Linked DNA regions of Homo sapiens: region 1 is linked to region 2. A link is a loop called in an ENCODE intact Hi-C map of the cell type or tissue named here. Cell type or tissue: natural killer cell. All regions are shown on one strand.

The links. Peaks named below come from ENCODE experiments on the same cell type or tissue, not always from the same donor. Only the 100,000 strongest peaks of a DNase experiment are listed, where the experiment ranks them.
Region 1: it touches region 2 in a loop (4-fold over the local background); 5 of 110 quality-filtered maps call a loop at or near these places.

Annotation. Positions count from the first base shown.
Region 1 is chr15:60,663,309-60,671,308 of GRCh38, forward strand. The region is part of intron 2 of RORA (RAR related orphan receptor A); the gene reads right to left. Among named protein-coding and RNA genes, the nearest start is that of RORA-AS2, 14 kb to the right of the region's middle. In natural killer cell, no CTCF peak of the experiment used is centred here; no DNase peak of the experiment used is centred here; H3K27ac peaks cover 941 bases.
Region 2 is chr15:60,841,024-60,849,023 of GRCh38, forward strand. The region is part of intron 1 of RORA (RAR related orphan receptor A); the gene reads right to left. It overlaps LOC124903500 (a long non-coding RNA gene), which reads right to left. Exons shown (of 2, transcript XR_007064666.1): 2 at 6,728-8,000. Among named protein-coding and RNA genes, the nearest start is that of RORA-AS4, 81 kb to the left of the region's middle. In natural killer cell, no CTCF peak of the experiment used is centred here; DNase peaks (open chromatin) are centred at 318, 748, 3,628 and 3,978; H3K4me3 peaks cover 562 bases; H3K27ac peaks cover 2,861 bases.

The sequences.
Region 1 (8,000 bases), 180 kb before region 2:
TAGATCAGAATATGGTAGAACTTCACTTTCTTCAATGTGAGATAGACCCAACTTAGCCTTTATGCCAAGAGGGTTAGTTCCAGAAGTTTTTAAAAAACTCTAGCATTGCAAGGTGAGCTAAATTAATGGTAATGGTACAAAATGAGACTTTTTTTGTTGTTGCTGTTACGGAGTTTCACTCTTGTTGCCCAGGCTGGAGTGCAATGACGCGATGTTGGCTCACTGCAACCTCTGCCTCCCAGGTTCGAGTGATTATCTTGCCTCAGCCCCCCAAGTAGTTGGGATCACAGGCATACGCCACCATACCCGGCTAATTTTGTGTTTTTAGTAGAGATGGGGTTTCACCATGTTGGTCAGGCTGATCTTGACCTCCTGACCTCAGGTGATTCACCCACCTCAGCCTCCCAAAGTGCTGGGATTACAGACATGAGCCACCACACCTGGCCACAATATGAGAAATTTTATAATGAGGCTTTGCTATTGAAAATAATAGAAGAATCATGTACGATATGTAGATGATTGGTCACACACAGAATGTGAGAAGTTGGCTCTTCTACATTTCAGTGGCATAATTAACCCAACTCTCCAGAATTCTTGTAAGTAAGACTCTGGGATAGAACGAGGAAGAACTCACTGACCACTAAAGAGTAGGTAAAGCACTAGGAAAATCTGTGAGAATGAGTCCCATATTGGTCATTTTGTTCATTAGAAATCTAACCTAAGAGAAACGTATCAACAGAATCTCAGGTGAAGCAATTTAGGGCAATAAAAACATATTCTCCTAAATGATACTGTCCCTGAGTGGCTCCCCTAGTGAAAATGAGAACATCTTCCTGTCTCTCAAATCACCCCAATTATACACAGGATTAGGTAACTTCCACAAATCAGGCCATGGAAAGTTCTTTGATTTAGAGATACCAGGCAGGACTCTTTTTTGAGGGGTGTGGGAGCAGGAGGAGAGGAGGATGGTGGTGAGGATGTGTGTGTGATAGTAACAGTTTTTCCTTTTCCAACATCAAAAACCATAGGCCTTCTAGGACAGCTTCTACTTTGATTGCACTTGGCTGTGTGAAAGAGCAGCACAAAATGAAGATAGCTCCTCTCACTGTGCTATTAAAGACTCCCATCTGAGAAAGAAAATGGGTGAAGGAGGCTATAAGAGATGGCCTTTCTATCAAAAAATCAACTTCAGAAGCCTAAAAGATCTTCTTCCTTCATCCTGTTCTCATTTAGCTTGCTAATAGACGCCTCATGAGAAAAGAATTATTGTGAAGCTGAGAAAGTAAGATTTAAATTTCCTAAGAAGAGATGGACTTTACGTTACAGGCAAGGGACATTTTTTTCTCTTTTTACAATAATTCCAAAGTGCTTTTTGACCTTGGAAGAAGAAAATCAGTGTTAAGATAGAATTGGTTAGGTCATCGCCTAAGGAGGCATAAAAGGCCACCAGGAAATAAATTAAAATTAAAATAGATTCTTTTATTGGGTCACATCTCATCCTCTCATTTATGAGCAAGGCTTCCACTCAAGCAATTGATACTGCAGGGGATAATTTTGCTCCTCTTGTTTTGACTCAAGAAAAAGTTACAAACAAAAGTAGGGAGGAAGCTGCATATGAAGGCTAAAGGACATTTTTAAAAGAATTCCAAGGAAAAGAGCACAGAAACTGTGGTTGTGTGCAGCCACTGATGAGGTGGACAATAGTTTTGAAATTATTGGTTCCTGCTAAACTAAGGAAACATACTTACATTCTAGACCAGACAAACATAGCAAGTCACGTGTTCTGACCTTGAACAAATAAATGTCATTTCTTTCCAGAATTTACCTTAAAATTCAATAAGTAATCTGGGATTATCAGGACATCTACTTCAGAAACTGTTAAACATTTTAGGATTACTTTTTCTTCTCTAGACTGGACAAATACAGGATATTTCCCTTGATAGGATACACCCTTCATTCTTGGAAAGGTCAGCCAATTCTCTTTTCTAGTAGGTAGTTTCCTACTTTGCATAAATGTAGATGCCAATGGTAACTGAAAATGGTCCCTTTACCTTTTACTCTATAGATTCGATCATCTGATTTACATGGATAATGCAAACAAATGGTGTTCAAGAGGTCACTCAGAAAATTAACACATTCTTCATATCTAGAAAGATAGGCAAGTATTTTTAAACCTCTCGATAAGATTCTGACTTAAATCTTACAAACTGCAGAAAGAAACTTTAAAGCTATCAGCCCTAAAATTTAGCCCTAATACTGAGACTCAAAATGCATATGGTAAATTGCCAGATGTCAAGCAGCCCTTTGAATTATAGTATCAGTTTCCAAACTATTATAATGCAAATCTCACAATATAATTTCAAGTAATAAATACCTATTCTTTCTTTCTTTTCTTTTTTTTGAGACTGAGTCTCGCTGTGCAGTGGTGTGATCTCAGCTCACTGCAACCTCCATCTCCCGGGTTCAAGCAATTCTCGTGCCTCAGCCTCCCTAGTAGCTGAGATTACAGGCGCCTGTCACCATGCCCGGCTAATTTTTGTATTTTTAGTAAAGACGGGGTTTCCCCATGTTGGCCGGGCTGGTCTCGAACTCCTGACCTCCAGTGATCTGTGTGCCTTGGCCTCGCCAAGTGCTAGGATTACAGGTGTGAGCCACTGTACCCAGCCTATTCTTTCTTATAGCTGTTAACAATGAAAATATCATTATTTTTGGCCAAACTGAAATGAGCAACAAGAGTGGTCATAAAATTGTGTATGTATACACACACATACAGACACACTTATTTAAAATCTACGGGTATTAATTGAGCACATAGTAGATACTGATCACTCTGTTAAGCCCAAGGGATACAAAGATAATTTTTTTTTTTTTTTTTTTGAAACAGGGTCTTGCTCTGTAGTCTAGTCTAGAGTGCAGTGGTGCACTCTCTGCTAACTGTAGTCTTGACTTCCTGGGCTCAAGCAATCCTCCCAGCTCAGTCTCCCAAGTAGCTGGAACTATAGGTGTGTGCCAGCATGCATAGCTACTTAATTTCTTTCTTTTTTTTTTTTTTTTTTTTGTAGATACCTGGTCTCCCTATGTTTTCCAGGCTGTTCTTGAACTCCTGGACTCAGCAATCCCCCCTCCTCAGCCTCCCAAAGTGCTGGGACTACAGGCATGAGCCACCACACCCGGCCAAAAAAATTAAAGAATATCTAGTAGGACAAAGCTACATAAACAGCAACTATTCTGCAATACATTTTATACTGTCACCTTAAGAATGTACTGTGGGGGCTGCAGCAATTAACAAGGTGGAATTGGAGAAGGCTTTGCACGGCAGATGCTACTTGTGTTGGCCTTTGATGGAGCAATAAGACTTTATAGGTGCAGAAGATGATGAAGGACATTCCAGGACAAACAAGATACTACAGATACAAAGGCACCGAGGTATGCCCATGCATGGAATCTCCTGGGAACAGATCACTGAGGATGGCAAACACTGCCTGCATGGGAGAAGTCCTGAAAAGAGCAGTGGAAAGATTAAGACCAGATTGTAAAAGGCCTCGAATGCCATACTTAGAATTTAGACTCCTCAGGTGACAGAAAACCTTACAGGAGGTTGAATGAGAAGATTCCACCTTGTTTCTAAGGAGGTAGAATCAGAAGATTCTAGAGAAGGCCACAGTCAAATTCTAGAGAAAGCCACAGTTTTTCTTTTTCCTTACTTTTCTTTTTTATTGTGCAGGAGCAGGAATTACCGAATGTAAGGCTGGTGTTTTCTAATATACCTCATCTCAGAGAATAGAATTTAGCCAAGACAGATTTTTATCACACTCTTAGCACACAGTGAGTCTTGGTACCACTAGACAAGACTGGGCTCTCTTCCCTAAAAGATTCACAATCGTCCCTCTTACTGTTGGTGTTCTGTTGTATTCACACTGCAAAGCAAAACAAGTGCCAAGCCACACCTTGAGTTCTCTGCTCTGCAGGTTTACTGCCTGACAAGCCTTAAAGTTAGAAAAATATTTCAAGCTGAATCTGTCACTAACAACTTTATATGGTTTGTTGTTTCCTGTGTTGCTTGTTGAGAATGCCTGGCCACTGAGAAACGAAATCGGAGGCAGATATTTCTGACAGCGAGCCTCCCTGCCGGGTGCTTTATCATTCTTTATGTTAAATACATCACCACATCTAAGCCCTTGCAAGCCGAGAAGTTAAGGTTATGGTGTGGACAATAAAAAACCGATTTTTCTCCTAATTGCCTACATGTATTAGAAGTTTTTGAATTTATACAGGCCATTGGTAGCAGAGAGTATAGTTCGTTTTTTGTTTCTTTTTGTTTTTGTTTTTGAGACAGGGTCTCACTCTGTCACCCAGGCTGGAGTGCAGTGGTGTGATCATAGCTTGCGGCAGCTTTAAACTCCTGGGCTCAAGCAATCTTTCCACCTCAGCATCCTGAGTAGCTGGGACTATAGGCATGCACCCCCATACCCAGCTAATTTTCTTTTTATTTTTTGGTGGAGATGGGGTTTTGCCACGTGCCCAGGCTGGTTTTGAACTCTGTGGCTCAAGTGCTCTACCTGCCTCAGCCTCCCAAAGTGCTGGGTTTACAGGCATGAGCCACTGCACCCAGCCCAAAGAGTATGATTCTATTTTTTTTTTTTAAATTTAATTCCTCTTCATGACAGTCTCTTGTGGCAGGAAAGTGGTTAGTTTATAGATAGAAGAAATCTAGGACCAAAGAGATGAAATAATTGGAAATCATTGTTTTGATAGAGTCAGGGGCAGAGTTTGTGACAGCATGACAGCAGCATTCCTTGGCTGCTGCTCTCAGGGGGAAGCCCTACAGCCTTGTTTCCACTGCAGACTTAACTGTCCTCACTCCACGTAGATCAGTTCGATTCCTGAGCCCGAATGACAAGTTGAACTACCAATAATGCCTTGCACAATGTTTGAAGCGACATAATCAGCCGGAGAGGGACTTGTGTCAGTTAGATTTTGTCTCCTTAAAAATCAAGAGCAAGAGTGGTAAGAGAGAAGTTTTTTAACAAGGAGGAAAACCCTAGACAGTTGTCTCTAAGGTTCTTCACCACAGCTTCAAGGACAACCAGGAAAAGAGCTGCTATTTGAGGCAACTTCATTATAAAATCATTTTTAATAAGCAATCTTAACAAAGAGAGGGAATACTCTTGTGGAGAAACCCTCCAGGGACCCAGAGGCTGCCCAGTTAAGTTATTAGGAAGTTTCACACAAGGGACCAAACAGCTATTTCATTGGCCTCGGGGGACAGAGTTTAGTTTTCACCTGTTCTCTAGAGGCACTGGTGTTATCCTGTCTACTAACAGCAGAGACTGGTAACAATCAATTATCCCGACGCCCCAACCTGGTGAGGGAAAGTGAATTTTCAGTTTTGTCGACACAAAAAGACATGGTGTAAGAGAAAGAGAGATAAATTAACTCAATATGATTCATTATACTGGAGACTAAGAACACGCAGCCAATGAAAATGCCTCATCAGGACCTTGGTATTCTTTAAGTAAAACGACAGAAACATATTCTAAGGAAATTAAGAAATATCCATAATGAGAAAAGGATGCTTAGTTGTCCTCTTACCATAATTGTCCAGCTACATGAGGGAAATAATTCTTTGTGCTGATGAAAAAGTAATAGTCACTGCAGTTGACTTTGCCTACCTAAGGAGTGAGCAAGGTTTGGAATTTGGGGTTTAAATTTTTATAAAGCTATTTGTAGCTGAGTTTAAAAGGGTTGGAAAGACAGAGGCTCCCAGGGTAGCAGAGTAGCCTGCAGCCAATTAGCAGCTCGAATGAAAGAAAGCAAGGAGAACCATTAGCCGCAAAATTCAAAGTGCTTATGTATTTTTCAAGTTTCACTGCACATTCCATGCCTCTGATTTTAATGAAATGGCAAGAACGGGTCTTACAATTAGACCTTAACACCGTGGAGTTAGAGAAAAAGTGAACATCCTTTTTCTTTAATAATCAGAAGAGCCTTCTCTTTTCGGACCAGATCTCTCCTTCCCAATAAGCGTTTTTTTGTTTGTTTGTTTGTTTGTTTGTTTGTTTGTTTTTTTAACGTAGTTGGTCACAGGAGCACACACAGAAGTAGTTCTAACTAAGGATAAAAATGTCACCTGGGTTCAGAGAAGGGACTGGAGCAGGGAACATCTGATTCACATAACCCTAACTAAATGACTGTGGCAGAAAAACATTGTTTATAGGTCACTGCTTTTTTTCACACACATTCTGTGGCTCCACATTGGTTATGAGAGAAAGCCAAAACCTGCTCTCTGTTCTTACTGGTCTCCCTTTTCCTTGTTAATACTCTACTCCAGTCAGACCGATCTACACAATCATCCCTGATCACACCTAATTCTTGCTACCCTTCCAGAGCAAGCTCAGCTCACCACACATGTTCCCAACTCATACAGCATTTAAACACATATTCTATTAGGTTGGTGCAAAAGTAATTGTGGTTTTTGCCATTGAAATGGCAAAATTTCATAGCCCTGCATTTTCCTGCAATTCTTTCATTACTGAAAGTTCCTCAAATGTGTGTGTCCTTTCTCCTAGATACAGACTAAACTATTAGACAGGGAGGAATATAAGTTAGATTACCTATACTGCAATGTGCCTTACACAATGTTAGGCACAGAGCAGGGGTTAAAAAATATCAAGCTAAGAAAATCTGCCTGGCTCCCTGCCCTATCTTTCCATAGGTATGAACTGCAGTCTACTTTCCAGCCTCTGTTCCTCAGACCCCGATATTACAGGTGTCTGGATTGCCTAGCATATAATTTCCTTCCCCTTTCCTCTAAGAAGAAAATGTAAAATAAAAGATTTATAGATTAAGGCCTTTCCACTGAATCCAAACCTTAATCTAGTATATCCTACCTCTTTTTTTTTTTTCTTTTTTTTTTTTTGAGATGGAGTCCCACTACATTGCCCAGGTTGGGGTGCAGTGCTGTGATCTCAGCTTACTGCCGCTTCGGCATCCCAGGTTCAAGCGATTATCCTGCCTCAGCCTCCCTAGTAGCTGGGATTACAGGTGCACAGTACCACACTCAGCTACTTTTTGTATTTTTAGTTAAGATGGGGTTTCACCATGTTGGCCAGGCTAGTCTCAAACTCTTGACCTTCAGTGATCCGCCCGTCTCGGCCTCCCAAAGTGCTGGGATTACAAGCGTGAGCCACCATGCCCGGCCACTCCTCAATATGCCTTCTAATCAGTATCCTTGGCTATTAACTATTTAAGACAGTAGGAGCTGGAGTTGATGCCTAGGAGACATACAAAATCAAGAAGGGAAAGAGCTATCACTCCTACATAGAAAAACATGTTTTCCCAGAAGTGGAAGTGGATTGGGTGGAGAACATTCCATTGCAAGGGATTTTGGCAGTCAAAGGAAAATATTTAATTGAATAGCTTAAAAATCTTCATCCTTATAATGTATAGATGTGGATGTCAATTATAATCCAAAGGGCCATGTGACTACAAATGCACTAACTTCCTGGCCACAGAATTGATAAAGAAATCAGTGTAAAAAATTTAGTGTCATCACTGAAAGTGAATGTAGAGTGATCACTCTCTTCTTGTTTTAAACACATTGGCATCTCTGTTTCTTCTACGTTTTTATTCCTCTGCGTACAGATTGCAATAAAAAGAGAAGCTGATATAAGTGTAAATCCAGTCCTAAGTTCAGATATGCTTAAACATCCTCAAAATCTAGATGTTAATTTTCTTATATCTCCTATATATCCCATTGATATATATATATATATATATATATATATATCTGTTTCCTGAGCGTTCTGTTAGCTTCCAGGGTTTTTTTGGGTTTGGATAGGTTTCAAAGAAACCACTGTGTCCGGAATCATAGTACTGCTTTGTGGCAATGAAAGTTATAAATGAATTACTAAGTTGGTCTAACAAAAAAGTATAAATTTATTATAAATGTCATTAATGTCCGTTAAAGGCTTTGTTTCAGAGGAAGATGGGTTTGTGCT
Region 2 (8,000 bases):
CCAGAGAAATTTAGGCATTGAAAGTAAAAACATTCAGCGTACTTACCAAATGTTGACTGACTCCCCGTGAGCATTTTTTCAGCAGAGAGCTGAGGGAAACAACTTTTTCTTGTTTTCTCTCCACGCCATCCCACAGCTGACACAGCTTGGAGAAAGAACACACACCCATAGACTGCAAACACTTCTCAGGTGGCTGTGAACCCTCTCGGGGCCTCAGGCACTACAAGGTGCCCTCCCTGACCTCCTGGGTATGAAACACAGAGGAATCTAGGGCTGAGTGATTGTGTGCTACCAAAGAGAAAGAGAGAGGAAGCAAAGCCACAATTTGGATCGTCCTGTGGCTGCCGCGGCCACAGCCATCCAACCAGCAGCTCGCCTGGCAGTGCCTACTGGCAATGGGCTCTCTCTGTCTCTCTCTCCCTTTCTGTGGCTCTTTCTTGTTTTCTCTCTCCCTCTCTCTCTCTCCTTTCTTGGGGGCTGTATTGGTTCTGGAGAAGGAGGCCCCTGCCATTGCTTCTGACATTGCACAGGAAAGGAAGAGTAAAAATGCTATTGAGAAAGACCTGGTTTTTCTGTTTTTCCTGGAGGGATTCCTCCCTCGCAAAGGGAGTGGATTAGAAATGATGGAATAATTCGAAGGCCACAAGTGGACAGGTGGAGCCAACACCCCTCCACACACCTGGTCAGTCCATTTTCTGCCCTCGTTCTCTCCTCCCCGTCATGATGTTGTGCTCCGCCCTTTATCTCCTTTTTTTTGGTTGTCACAGTTTCAGCTCATTGTCACTTGTGAGGAAAGTAGAAACCATCCACTGTATCTGGTGTAAAACAGCCTCAAACCTTTTTGAGAAAAGCAGGATACAAATGAATCAATGTGCCAAGCAGTGCCCTTGGGGGCGTGGGACCTGGGTCCAGTGATCCCAGATGGTGGCCTTCCCCCAGGAGAGAGAACAGCACTGTCTCTCCTCCCCTCGCACTACAGTTTGGGTCACTGCCATCACGGATGCCTTCTCAAAACATATCTTTGACCCCTTCTTCCTTCTCTGTGGTTGCCAAGCTGACCCATCCCTTGCTCCTCAGCCATCTTCCTTTCTAAAGTTCACGAATTTGTGTTTTCCACCCCCTTCCCTTCTCTACCACCCCAGGGCCGTCGTCCACTTTGCTTGGATACTGACAGAGCCTCCTTGCCAACATTCCTCCTTTCTCCCCAAACTGATGACAGGTGAAGATTTCCCCAAACAGCAATTTATTTAATATCATCCCTGCAGGAATATCTTCCTTGGCTGCCCATGGGCTGCAGGATAAAGTCCAAATACCTAGTCTCAGCAAACAGAAACTTCTACATCTTGACCCTAACTTACTGTTCAAAGCATTAATCATAATAGATATTTTCAAAGCTACCATTTATGATTTATGGGCCACTTAGTACACATCAGATACAGCGTTAAGCATTGCTTCCTGAGTTAGTTCTCACAAGAGTCCTACATGAAGTTTCATTACTTGCACTTTCCATTTTCAGGCCTGTAGAGATGAAGCAGCTTCAGAAGGCTGACAGTGGGTCAGTGGTCAGTGGTGAGCATTGGACTGCAGATCTTATGATGTCAAAACCCATGCTCTTGACCCCTTCACTGCCCCTTCTACCTGAACGGATGCCCTGTGCTGCTGTCACACCCCTCCCCCGACCCTCCACACAGGTCCTGGGCTGTCATGGTCACCCCCTCCCAAACCCAAACTGGTGCCTGGGGCAGAGGAGCTCTAAGAAGTCCTCAATCCATATGAGCTGAAAGTTCTCAGCCTTCAAAGTAGAAGATCGGGTGGATAAAGAAGACACGCAGCCCAGGAAGCTTCAAGTAGATGGGCAGTGAGTGCCAGCCCGCCACATCTGCTGAGTGAGAGTGGGTGGTGGAAGAGCTGGGGCTGGCTGTATTCATTTGAAACGTGGGCTCTTTCTCTGCATCCTGCAGCAGCCTCTTTCTCTGTCCACCCTTCTCGTTCACCCACCACACCCCTCGTGAAACTCCATTCCTAAGGTAATTCTCCAAATGTCCAAACCCAAGATCTACTCAGCCAAGAAGCTGGGTTCTGCCGCTCTCCCTCCCCCTGCTGTTCTGCTGCAAGGAAATGGAAGAAGGAACAACCTCGCTGGGCCACTTGGTGATTTGTTTTTTCCTTGCTCAAAGCACAAACATGCACAAATCTCAGAGTCCCCATGTTAAGCAGAGACGCTCCCTGGTCAGTCTCCTGCACTCTAACTTCCTAAAAATTAAAGAGTCAAGGCAGAATCAGACACGGTAGAAGGGAGAAAAGGCCTCTTAGTAGCCATAAAGTCCAGGTACCTCATTTTACAGGTGAGGACATCGGAGCCTGGAGAGAAATAACTTGTCCAAGGTCATTCAGTATCAGAGTGGTAGAGCCCACACAGTTCCCAAGGCCTTTTCTCCCAGGCGGAGAGCTCTTTCCCTCTCCCTGTGATGTGGCTGCTGCAGCCACACAAACCAACTGTTCTTGTTACACGTGTCATGGTCAAATGTCCACTAGCTGCCCAAGGGCAAGATGAGTTACAAGAGCAATTCTTCCCATGACTTTACAGTTGTCAGGAGGGGTCAAGGACGCTTTCAAGATTCACACTCTGACCGTGGCAAGCCAGGTTCTCGGAGGGTTAAATGACTGATGAAAAGAAAGCCAAAGGCTGAGTCAGAACCAGGGACAGAACGGCTGGCACAGCCCTGTCTTGCTGGGGAAGGCAAAGTTCTCCATTTTGGCAAGGTCCGTGAATGTCTCTTTTTGCTTTTCCTGGGTCTCTGGTGCACTTGTTGGATTGAATCTTAAAGCATACCCTGAATGCTAAACATCTCAGGATAATGCACTAAGTCCTTCCTCAGCTGGGCTGGCCCATCTTTCTACAGCCTCACCCTAATATACCTACTCTGCTCAGGGCACAGGAAACATAGCCCACACTTTCACATCTTCATTTACTTTTTTTTTGGTTATTCTCTCCACCAGGAATATCTTCCCCTCTTTAACTGGCAAACCTGCACTTGACTTTGAGGATGGAGTTTAAATGCCTGCTCCTTTTCATAGCCTCCTCTGGCTCTTCTCTCCTAGTCCCCTCACTTGTCTTCCCAGAGAACTCTGTTCCTGGCACCTCTCTGCCCTTCCTGAGTTGAATTCTAGCTATTTGTTAACATGTTTTCTCCTATGGCTGTCCTGAGGCTCTCTCAAGGACAGTGACTCAGTCATATTCATCTTTGTACCCTGGGTTGTCAGCTCAGTTACTGGGACACAGAGGGAACAAAAGAATTACTACTTTAAACTACACAGAAATGCATCTACTTAAGGAAAACTTTGCTCCAAGTTCCCAAATGGAAAAGCCAATGAAGGAGTTGTTGTTGTTGTTGTTGTCGTTTGCCCCTAAGAGTATAGCAAAGGCCCCCAACCAGCCAGTTTTCATTCTGAATGGTAAAGTGTCATTTTACAAGCTGCTGCCACGAGCAAGCCTCCACGCATGTCGAATGCACACTTGTATGCATGCACACACACATAGGAGCTAGAAGGAGCTGGTTGCTCTATGGCAAGAAGCAGCAAAGAAGATAAGATCACCATACTGCAAAGGAAGGTAAGCCACGTGATGATGTGGGTAACCCCAGGCACAGATGATACCCTCAGCGAGGCCCAGCTTAAATCTAACCACATCAACTTTTCATGAAACAGACATGAAAAAGTAAGACTAAGACAATTACAAAAAAGGTGGTTTAATGCCTTCTTGCCTCGATGGTATCAAAGCTATTGGCTCCAGGGCTACACTTGGGGAAACAATTCTTTGAGATAAGGAGATGAACTATCTGCTCAAAAGAATGTGCAGGAAGCCAAGGTAACTGGGCAACACATAATGAAACGGTTTGTGGCCAATGAGCCGTCTAAACAAAAATATCCCTGGTAGGCATCAGTTGTATAAGTGAAGGAAACCAAACCCACCCTTGTTTCAAAGTGAAGACTTTGTGGGTGCCAGTGTGTGAGTGTGTGTGTGTGTGTCCTCACTAAATATTATAGTTAAAGTGAAATTCACAAGTCCTCCAGCTGTGGCTGACACTGGTATAAAATGAAAAGGTTGAGAAGGTGAGACTAGTTGTCATACAGCAACCTTGAAGTGCCTTTCCGGGTGGCACTGCCTGCTATGTGAAGGCTCATTTGCTGAATGACCATCACTACGTCAACACAAATTGAGATCTCAGCATTGATTTATCGGTGTGTGTCCCAGAAAGACACACTGCATTTCAGCATCACGGTATTCTGATGTAGTTAGGTTCTGAATTCTCTGAGCCACAGACGATGGTATGTTTCTCCTCTCTGAAGCTCTGCTAATGCCTCGTCCCTATTTCCCTGAAATATGGTTTCCCCCATCAGTTTTCAACCTTTTCGTTTCCCCAGGCAATCTTTTGATGATTCTTTAAGGTCCCCAGATCCACAGAATGTGACAGCTGGGATGAGCTTCCGGGGGTGCCGATTGGAAGCTTTACAGGCTCTAAAACTTGCTACTGAATCTCAGCTCTGGCATTAGTCGGTGTTCTTTGATTTCAGGTAAGTCACACAACCTAAATCTCAGCTTTCTCATTTATAAATTGGGACTAACAGAACCCATCTTCTAGTTGAGTTTGCTTTAGAAATATATGAGTTAATTCGCATTAAAGTACTTAGCACAATTATACACCTCAGTATGTGAAGCCATTTTTTTGTTTGCTTGTTTGAGATGGAGTCTTGCTCTGTCGCCCAGGCTGCAGTGCAGTGGTGCGATCTCCGCTCACTGCAACCTCCGCCTCCCGGGTTCACACCATTCTCCTACCTCAGCTTCCCGAGTAGCAGGGACTACAGGTGCCTGCCACCACACCCGGCTAATTTTTGTATTTTTAGTAGAGACGGGGTTTCACCTTGTTAGCCAGGATGGTCTCAATCTCCTGACCTCGTGATCCGCTCCCCTCGGGCTCCCAAAGTGCTGGGATTACAGGCGTGAGCCACCGCGCCCAGCTGTGAAGCTATTTTTATTACCACCACCAGCATGATCCCTTCAGACCCTCTTAATCTTGAGGTCCAGAGAGATAAAGTAACTTGTCCTAGGGAAATGAATCTTGGTTGAGACAATAACTATTGTCTCTGCTATACAATGATTAAACCAAAGATAGCAGCAATCGTAAGTGGCTGTCAGGGCTCAGGTCTACTCGCTTCCAGGTCAGAACCACATTGGTGCCCGTACTGTGATTTATCATTGCATACTTATTTTTTTCAGAGTGTAGCACTTGATAGGTACTGTATAAATATTTATTAATCAGCTGATTGCAAAGATCACTGCTGATTTTCAAAGCAACAGGTTTCTCTATCGTAACTGCTTCTCCTCCACACTATCACGTCCTTATAATTTCAGAACACCCATCTAGGAAGGACTCATACTAATGTGTTATCAGAGGGAAACATTCCACCCCTTTTTGGAATGCAGATATAGATTGCTCCAGATTTCAGGAACACTAATTAGAGCCACTGGTAATTTGACTGAAGCGCTAAAGCACCAAAGCACTCACAGAAGGCACCTTTGTACTCACACATTAGAGCTTTTGTCACTACATATCAAAAATGGTCAAGCTGCCTTTTGATGGTACCCGCAGGCTGGATGACAGGGTCAAGATGCCAGCCCACCAAATCCATCATCGGAAAGAAACTCGGGGCCAGCCCATCTCCTAAAAGCTGAGTATGTTGCACAGATTGCTGGTTCTAAATAGGATATTCTAATAAACATTGCTATTGTTTTTATTGTCTTGTGCAGTATCGAATATGCTTCTCACATACTAGACTTTATGCAAAACCACCATGACCTAAATGTTTAATTCAGATCTTTATTTTCTGTTTCATAACCCCTTTTAATATCACTGTAAAAATCTAAATGGATATACATGATGCTCTTTTGGTACCAAGCTTTTTGGGCTATACTTTTATGGTTAATATCAGGGTCACAGCAAGAGCTCAAGAGAGCATGGGTATAGCTTAAAAGTGCCTGGAATATACTTCTTGTCCTAGCAATTGATACCCTCTCATTGCTTCATTGAATTTTTCCTGTTCTTAACCTCTGCCCTTGTTTTCAGTAATATTAGTATAATGAGTTGAATAAATGGCCCTATCTATAAAGAAATGGGAAAAAAATCGGGCTTTGGCTGAAACTCCCTTGAGGATTAAAGGTATAAGGGTGAACGCAGAGGTGAACTTAGATATCTATGAAATAAACAGAGACAGGGTGTTTCTCGGAGGTTGCAGCCAGGCAAGAGTCTAATCAGAGTCTGTGGCTGAACCTCATCAGCTTCACCAGAGGACACATCCTTTCTAGAATCTCCTGTTCCATCCCCTACTTCCTGTGGCCTACTCAGAACCTCTGGAATTGGGGATGGCTGATGGGAGTGACAGGTGGCCCATATGTTCCGTGACAATGCACTGTTCATTGCTTTTCTGAACACCTTTGAGTAGACTTTGCACTGGATTCTGAGAACAGTGCCTAGACATGTACTATCCAAAAGTAGCCACCAACCATATGTAGCTGTCGAGCACTTGAAATATGGCCAGTCCAAATTGAGGTATGCTTCAAGCATAAAACCCACACTAGATATTGAAGATGTGGTACAAAAATGAATATAAAATATCGTATTAATAAGTTTTCCATATTGATACCACGTTGAAATGATAATACTTTGGATAGATTGGGTAAAGATAAAATGTTTTATTAAGGTTAATTTCAGCTGTTTCCTTTTACTTCTTAACATGTGGCTACTAGAACATCTAAACTGACAAATCTGATTACATTGTATTTCTACCAGACAGCACTGCTCTAAACAACTGCCAGAGAAACTGTCTTCATCCATGTACAAGTTAGCCCAGTGAGAACACAACTCTCCAGCCCTCTGCCCACGTTCCACTGCACTCAGAATGAAATCTGCGCTCCTTCTCTGGCTCCCGCAATGCAGAGGGACCTGGGCCCTGCCTCCCCCTCCAGCCCCCGCTTGCTGCTCACTTCAGTCATGCTGGCATTTTCCTCAGAATCTGCAGGCTTCTGCCAGGTCCAGGATCTTTGCAGCCTGTCCCCCTCATCTGTTTTTGTCGTGTGGGTCTCCTCTCAAGTGGCAGCTCCTGGGAGAAGCCTTCCCTCACCTCCTGTGGTAGGAAGAATAATGGCCCCCAAAGATGTCACCTCCTAATCCCTGGAACCTGTGAATATGCTACCTTACATGGCAAAAGAGACTCAAAGGAGGAAGAATTTTGAGATGGGGAGATGATCCTGGGTTATCCATGTGGGCCCCATATGATCACAAGAGTCCTCATAAGGGAAAAAGAGGGAGGAAGGGGAGTCAGAGAGGGAGGTGTGATGACAGAAGCAGAAATTGGAGAGATGCAGGGCCATGAGCCAAGGAATGCAGGTGGCTTCCAGGAGCTGGAAAAGCCCAAGATACGATTCTTCCCTGAAGCCTTCAGAAGGAATGCAGGACTCCAACCTGTGTTAGTCCTTTCTCACATTGCTACAGAGAACTACCTGACACTGCGTAATTTATAAAGAGAGGGGGTTTAATTGGCTCATGGTTCCACAGGCTGTACATGAAGCATGGCTGGGGAGGCCTCAGGAAACTTACGATCATGGCAAAAGGTGAAGGGGAAGCAGGTACGTCTTACGTGGTGGAGCAGGAGAGAGAGAGAGTGAAGGGGGAGATGCCACACACTTTTAAACAACCAGATCTCATGAGAACTCACTCACTATCGTGAGAATAGCAAGAGGGAAATCCACTCATAATCTGTTCACCTCCCACTAGGCCCCTACTCCAACAAAGGGGGTTATCATTCAGCATGAGATTTGGACCGGGACATAAATCCAAACCATATCACAACCAATTTTAGACTTGTGACCTCTAGGACAATGACAGAATACATTCATATTGTTCTAAGCCAAAACATTTGTGGTTATTTGTTATAGCAGCAAT